Linked DNA regions of Homo sapiens: region 1 is linked to region 2. A link is a contact called in ENCODE Hi-C data. All regions are on one chromosome and are shown on one strand. The core of a region is the stretch at or near the end of the contact, and the rest is flanking DNA. Distances in the headings are between cores, read along the strand shown.

Region 1 (3,714 bases), core at 805-3,304, 4.9 Mb after region 2:
AGCCTGGGCAACAAGAGTGAAACTCCGTCTCAGAAAAAAAAAAAATTAAAAAAATAATAATAAACCCTTTTCCCGCTTACCCTGAGAATACTGTGCTGGCAGAGAGCTGCACTTTTTTTTTCTAAACAGGAAATGGGTTAAGCAATTGTAATTATCATCAGTAGAATGCCCTCGCAATAGAAAACATCTCTGTTTAAACCATACTGTGTGGAAGTGGAAGAAAAATCAACCAAAATTATCAAATCACCTACTTCTTCAATTTTTACTCACCATAAAGCATGATAGCCATTTTTCATTATAAAATGTCTTCTGGATAGAAACTCTCCCTCTAAATAAGAGACTGATAATTGGATACAAAACAAAGAACTTACTGTCCTGAAACCCAGCACCCTGATGGACCCCTTGCAGTAGAGTTAAAATCTCTCGAGCTGTTTGTTCTAAACTCTGTACAACTTTTCTGATTTCCTAGAGAGAATTAAAAATAAAAATCAGATACTCAACAGAATCATTGTCATACACTCACACAAAACACATTAGATAGCTTATGTGATCTATCATAACCAAGTTTGAATCCTGACTTTTCCACTTATTTCCTCTGTAAGACTTCAAAAAGTCACTAAAAAGCCTTAGATTCCTCAGATACCCTTTAAAGAATAATAGCCACCCATTAAACCCAAGTATTCAATTGGGACATTATAATGGATGACGTGTGTGAACGCAACTTGCAAAATGAAGAGTTAAATGCAACACAAGAGTCGGGTATTTCTAATTCTTTTTTCTTTTTTTTTTTTTTTTTGAGACGGAGTCTCGCTCTGTCACCCAGGCTGGAGTGCAGTGGCGCGATCTCAGCTCACCGCAACCTCCGCCTCCCGGGTTCACGCCATTCTCCTGCTTCAGCCTCCCGAGTAGCTGGGATTACAGGTGTGCGCAACCATGCCCAGTTAATGTTCTTTTATATTTTTAGTAGAGACAGGGTTTCCCCATGTTGGCCAGGCTGGTCTCAAACTCCTTACCTCAGGTGATCTGGCCGCCTCGGCCTCCCAAAATGCTGGAATTACAGGCATGAGGCGCCGCTCCCCGCCTCTAATTCATTTTTAAAATATTCACTGAGCATACTTATGTGCGAGGCACTGTGTAAATACCGGGGAACCAAGCACACAATCCCTTCCCTCTGGCGGTTTAACATACAATGAGGGAGAAGATTTTTTTAAAATAATCAATATTACACACATTAAAAAAAGTTAATGTGCTACTAGAAAACATAACAGGAAATAGATCGCTTAGACTGTGACGCCAATGAGATAAATACGAGACAATCAGGAAAAGAACGGGAAAGAAGCAAATTCCAGGAAAAGCAAACAGGCAGGAAGCTATTTGGGGCACTAGAAGAGGTAAAGTGAACATCATACACAAAGACAGAGAGCATAAACGAGATTGAAGAGAAACCATGTGAGCCACAGTAGAGTCTGATTTTTTATCCTGTGTGGCATAGGAAATCACAGGAGAGTTTTAAGCAGATCACATGTGCTTTTAAGACACCAACAAAAATACACGAAACGCTCATTCGCTGAAGACCAGGTGCTAATCGAGCCTTCGATATAAACAAGTGCTGAAAAGAAGGAAAACTGACACAAACGAGGCAAGTGATGCTGAGAAGCTGAGACTCGAACACGGGGAATCAGGACAGAGCAGCAAAATTTTGGGCGGGGGCGGGGAGTGCCTAACCTAAAGCTAGAGGGGAAGCAACCCACCCTCGGAGGCGTCCCCACCGCCCGAGACTGAGCGACAGAGGAGGGCCGGGCGAAGTGGCCCAACTAGGCATGGAAAGGCAAAGGGAATGGGGAAGGGAGGGGGCTCGCCTCTCGGATGTCCTGCTCGGCAGCCAAAAAGCCCTGCAGCTCCACGAAGATCTCGCTCACAGACATGGCGCCGGCTGCACAACAATCAGCCAGTGTAGCAAGGGCGGCCAAGGAAGTGGACGCCGCAGGCAACCAGCGCAATCAATCGCAACGGCCGCCGCTACCGCCGCGTCCCCCCGGTCTTACGCCACGACCGTCGCTAGGGTCCTCCGAGGCTCGCGGCGCGCCGGAGGACGGGCTGTCCGCCGCGCTGCCTGAGGCGCCGTCCGCTGCGTTCGGAACCGAGGCGCGCGTCCAAAGGGCAGAGGAGAGGGAGAGTGGGCGGGGCCTCAGTCTGAGGCCTTCAGACAGGCATCGCCAGAAACAACCTGCGAAGGCGGCCCTCGGAGCACGTGGGCCTGAGGGAGGGCGGGGACGGGCGTGTAGGTGGTGCGGGCAAGTGGGGCTGGTTAGCTTATATGTGTGTATTTATTTCATACACAACAACAGTTGGAGGGAAATATTTGACAACGAAAGAGTATGCACAAAAAACAGGTGCAGAAGAATGTAGAGAGAGTTCAGCCTTCGTGAGAGAGTAGGGGGCCAGTGCATTTCCAAAAAAAAGGAAAATAAAAGTAACGTATGTAGGACTGTGAGTAGGGAATGGATTGGGAGCGAAAATTTTCTGTGTAGATCTTTTAATGTCTTCTCTGTATGGCTGTATTACCTATTTTTAAATTAAACGGCTTTTTTAAGCGTGTGCGGTGGGATGTTTCTCTTTCCACTCACACCTTGTCCTAATTCCCCTTCCATGCCCTATAACGGTTTCCCCTTTCATGCCCTATAACGGTTTCCCCTTTGTTCTTGAAGAGTTATTTCATACACACATACTGTGTGTGTGTTCTTGAACAGTTATTCCATACACAAATACAGTGTGTGTGTGTGTTGCACTCGCCAGATGAATTGGAATGATTCTTATCAACTAAATGATAATTTATTGCTTGCTTTGTTTCTGACATTATTCTAAACTCTTTACATGAAGGATCATATTTAATTCTCATTATATGAGAATAATTTCATGTCCATGAAGAAGACAGTAAGACCACTAGCACCTACATTTTTAAAAAACTATCGGCCGGGCGCAGTGGCTCACACCTGTAATCCCAACACTTTGGGAGGCCAAGGCGGGCAGATCACAAAGTCAGGAGTTCGAGACCAGCCTGACCAACATGGTGAAACTCCGTCTCTACTAAAGATACAAAAACTAGCCGGGCGTGGTGGCGCGCGCCTGTAATCCCGGCAACTCGGGAGACTGAGGCAGAAGAATCGCTTGAACCCGGGAGGCACAGGTTGCAGTTAGCCGAGATCACACCACTGCACTATAGCCTGGGCAACAGACTCCGTCTCAAAAAAAATAAAAAACCCTTTCTTATCTCGTGTTTGTTCTCCCAAAACCCATTCGTCTGTCCTAAAGAATCCTATTTGTTCTCATACAAACTTTCGTCACCTCTCCGTTTTACCTAGAGTTAGGCACACAAGCCACTAACTGGTTTTTTGTTTCTTTCTTTTCTTGTGTGGTTTTCGTTATTGTTGTTTTGTTCTGTTTCATTTTTTGGTCTCATTACGTTGCCCAGTCGGGTCTTGAACTCCTGGGCTCAAGAAATCCTCCTGCCTCAGCCTTTCAAAATGCTGGGATTACAGGTATCAACCACTGCGCCCAGACATAAACCTCTAACCATTTAGTAGGCTAGCTACTTATTTTGCTAGCTCCAGCATCCATGCAAATAAGCCTTTTTTGGGAGTGTCCTATAAAAAGTTTAATTAGACCCTATTAGTCGATGGTGTTGTTGAGTTCTTATATGCCCATGCTGATTTT
Region 2 (3,623 bases), core at 1,068-3,567:
AAACTGACTTGACTTGGCCCAACCTCTCACCTCTGTTGAGGGGACCTCTTCCTACTCACTGCAGATGGGTTCACTTGTTCCCACCACAAGCGCAGAATGCCTTGTACTTCACAACCCTTTGCTCCCCAGGGAGCTCTGCAAGTCCCCAGAAATACTTGCCCAACCACGGGCACCCTTGGAAGGGTCCAGCTGCTGACCACCAGCATCATGTGACTCCCAGTGCCAGTGACATCTGGAGGAATTGAGCAATGGCTGAGGTGGAATTTCATTTGGCACTTAATGCAATCCTCTGCTTCTGCCAGAGGCGGTGAATTCTATATAAAGCTGCCAAACCTGGCCGTCTTCTCACTGAGCCTTGACCCCTTCCATCCAAGGGCAAGGCAATGGATTGCTGTGCATGACTCACGCGCAGTAACTGTGGCATTGGGGCCTAGCCCAGCTGAGCTGAGCAGAGCAGGCCGGCCTGGCGGAAGTGGGTCCTCTCCGCTCTAACCTCTGGCTCTGATGAGCAGCTACATAAACTGAGACAGGATATAGACACATCCTGCCTGAGTTAGCAGCAAGAAATAGCCGCCCCCCACCCCCCCTGCAGTTCTCGCACAGCAGGGATCCTGCCATAAATCAATCCGAAGTCTAATGTGGAATGGCTTGCAAGCAAGGGCTGCACCGCTGTTTGTCTCCCAAGGCAAGTGTTGAAGGTCTGAAACCTGAGTCCTGGAGAACTGCTTGGGCTGCTGGGCTGGGCTGGGCACGGGGGCGGGGGTCAGGCAAGCCCATCCTCTTCAGACATGAGAATGCCTCTCAGCCTCACCTCCTCAGTGACTGAATTGGAATAATGACAGTGGCTCCTGTCCCTTTAACCCAGGACCTGCCGTATACACACACATAAACATATGCTCAAGTTACGTGCTCCGGGAACCACAGTCTCATGTGCAATTATATAAACATGCCCAGCACGGATCCAGCACTTAGGATGTGTCAGACTCCGTGCCGGGACATTTATACGCACTTCGTGCTGCTGGATGAGTTATCTCCTGTTATTATTCCTACTTTCCTACTTTGCAGATGAGGAAACTGGAGCTAAGAGAGGCTGCCTTGTTTATAGGCAGTGCAGATGATCCCAGTGCAGACTGAGGGGCCTCGCTCCCAAGCACCACTGATGCCTGCGCACTCCCAGGCTGACGCAAGCACAACCACAGGCACATGGAGTGCCGTGTACACACGTAGACCGAAGCAGCACTCCTCCACGCCAAGCTCCAAGCTCAGGCGGGGTGAGGGGTGAGGCCTCACAACCCCCTGGATTTCAAAGACTTATAAAAGAGTTGGTGTCTCCAATACCCATATCATTATCATATCAATAAGGTATCATTGTCACATGATAGGCTCAGGGTATCTCCTCTCTGACAGACTCTAAGAATCAGACCGCGGCAGGGTGGGGGTAAGAGGGATGTACATTACGTTTTTTGGTAAAATCAAATGGTAGTTTTTATTGCAAAAGTCCAACGGCAGAGGAAGAGGGCAGAGAGAGGCCCAGCAATGTTTCCAAGCATCTACAAAGACTTTCATCACAGATGATTTCCTCTCAGCAAGAAAACGTGATGGTTTAAAAGAGAAAACCAGCAGCGAGGAATTACAAATCCCCAAAGGATCCAGGCCGCAGGATTCCCTCGCATCTGTGTGCCTTTGCGGCGCCCAGCGGAGCGAGCAAGTCCCTGGGCAAGGCTGGAGTTGCCTGGAGTTCACCGGAGCCTGGCCGGTCGGACCCTGGCTGGGGAGCAGCACAGAAGCAACTTGTGATGTGAACTCTCACCTAACTGTTCTTTAGGGAGACAATTCTGGCCCCACACATTTCACATGCCCCGCACAAAGAAACAGAAAGCGGGCGACACGCCCTGGGAGGGCGGGCTGGCGGCTTCTCCAGCTCGGAGCGCGTGGAGGCTGCGCGTAGGGGTCCGGGACGCGGGACAGGGACTCCGCGCAGCCCAGGCGCCGGGGAACCGGGGCTGGAGTCGGGGATCTGAGCCCAGCGGACGCCTCCTCCGCCTGGAGGCCCGGCACGGACCGGGACACCAGGGCGTCCGTGGCCGTGGCTCGGCCCCTGGCTGCTGCGGGCCGCGGCCTCCAGTGGGTCCCCAGGACCCTTCCCCACGGCGGGTACTCACCGAGGCTGAGAGGCCACGCCGTGCTGTTGGGGCTTCTCGTCGACCACATTCCTGGGCGTCAGCCCGGGCAGAGACCGCGGGGACTGGCCAGGCCGGGCCAGGCCGGGCCGGGGGAGGGTCGCGCTCCCGGGCTCCTGACCCTCGGCGGCGAGAGGAAGCGGCACCTGGGTCACACTCCTCCCGCGCGGGCCGAGGGGAGGGGCTCTGGCCCGGAGATAGGCAGACTTCATTTATTTTTTTTCTGCAGACTTGGCTGGTGGGGTTTCCACCCCCTTTTTTTTTTTTAAACACACACCCGCCCACTTCTGAACTCTTCTTTGCTCCAACTTTCCTGCGCAAGAACCACGCTTTTCTAACCGTTTCTCTTTCCATCTGCCACTACCGGATACAGAGGTTGTGGTTGAGAATTCCCCCTGGAGTGCAGGGAAAACTCCCCAATGTGACATGATGGCCTGGCCCAGCACTGTCGGGGATGGTGACCAAATAGGGCAGACCTGTGTTGAAATCTTGGCTGGCTGCGCGGCCGCTGGATAGCTGGGCGGCCTCTCTCAGCTGCGGGGCATTTGTCCCTGGAGAGAGTCCCTGTCTTGTTGGCCTTTGGGGGCCCTGTACTCATGGATGGGCTGTTGAGCAAAGATCATTCCAAAACAGGAAGAATTGCTGGACAAGAGTCGTGATTTGTTCCCATTGCTTTTGTCTGAAGCTGCCAGACACAGTGCAGTTTGTGAATTCGCTCTACTTTTGCCATGAAAATCTCCACGTGGATTTCGATACATACCTTTGTTGGTTAAATGCAGTCAAATGGCACCACCTACAAAAAATGTATCATAGCATTATCTGCCCCTTCTGCCCAGAGACAAGGGCAGGGAACTTGAGGCCCTTGTTTTAAATCCCCACCCAGGGGAACACCCTGTGCTTCTCCTGTGTGATGTCTGAACCTTCCTGTGCTGCTTTTCATTGTTTACTTTATAGTTCCCCAAGCACTTTTGTGACGCCCACCTCTCCCCTACCTTCTGCCATTAAGGCCTATCCTGCACAATCCGGAGAGCCAGGCCAGCTGTCTGTACAATGTATGGGCGGTGCCTTTGGGACTGTCATCTGCATTGAATACAATGAGAGGCTGCGCCCTGGAGATTTGCAACACAGAGGCTTTGCTCACCTCTAGCCGGGCTGCACAAACTCCAGGCCTTCTTGACGCAGTGGGAAAGCACTCATGATTCACTTTAGTTAGATCATGAAGAACCCCCGATGCTGATAGATCTTTACTCCAACTGCCATGTGCAGCACAGCCATGTTGAATTGAAATAAACTACTCACAGAATGCCTTTGGCCTGGTGGGGAAGCCCTGAGTCTTGATTTCCTCATCTATAAAATGGAGGCAAGAACACCTGCATTCCGGGGTTTTACAGAGGCAGTGATTGTAGAATCACAGTGGGAACAGAAAAGGCATTTAATAAACAG

What was found. Hi-C counts contacts between places; a loop is a spot of excess contacts on that map. Pooled maps may share reads with other maps.
Region 1: a loop to region 2 is called in a pooled map, with 7 times the contacts of the local background. The contact joins the promoter of TSN here to the promoter of GYPC in region 2. A Hi-C loop is called at or near these places in 3 of 37 single-sample maps with no recorded cell type and 10 of 50 pooled maps.

The regions. Positions count from the first base shown.
Region 1 is chr2:121,753,991-121,757,704 of GRCh38, reverse strand. TSN (translin) reads right to left here and starts at 2,054. Exons shown (of 6, transcript NM_004622.3): 1 at 1,860-2,054; 2 at 372-465. The coding sequence starts at 1,925. RefSeq lists an enhancer at 2,000-2,189.
Region 2 is chr2:126,654,852-126,658,474 of GRCh38, reverse strand. GYPC (glycophorin C (Gerbich blood group)) reads right to left here and starts at 2,317. Exons shown (of 4, transcript NM_002101.5): 1 at 2,163-2,317. The coding sequence starts at 2,211. RefSeq lists enhancers at 618-847, 1,038-1,287, 745-1,584, 2,378-2,667 and a silencer at 1,918-2,287.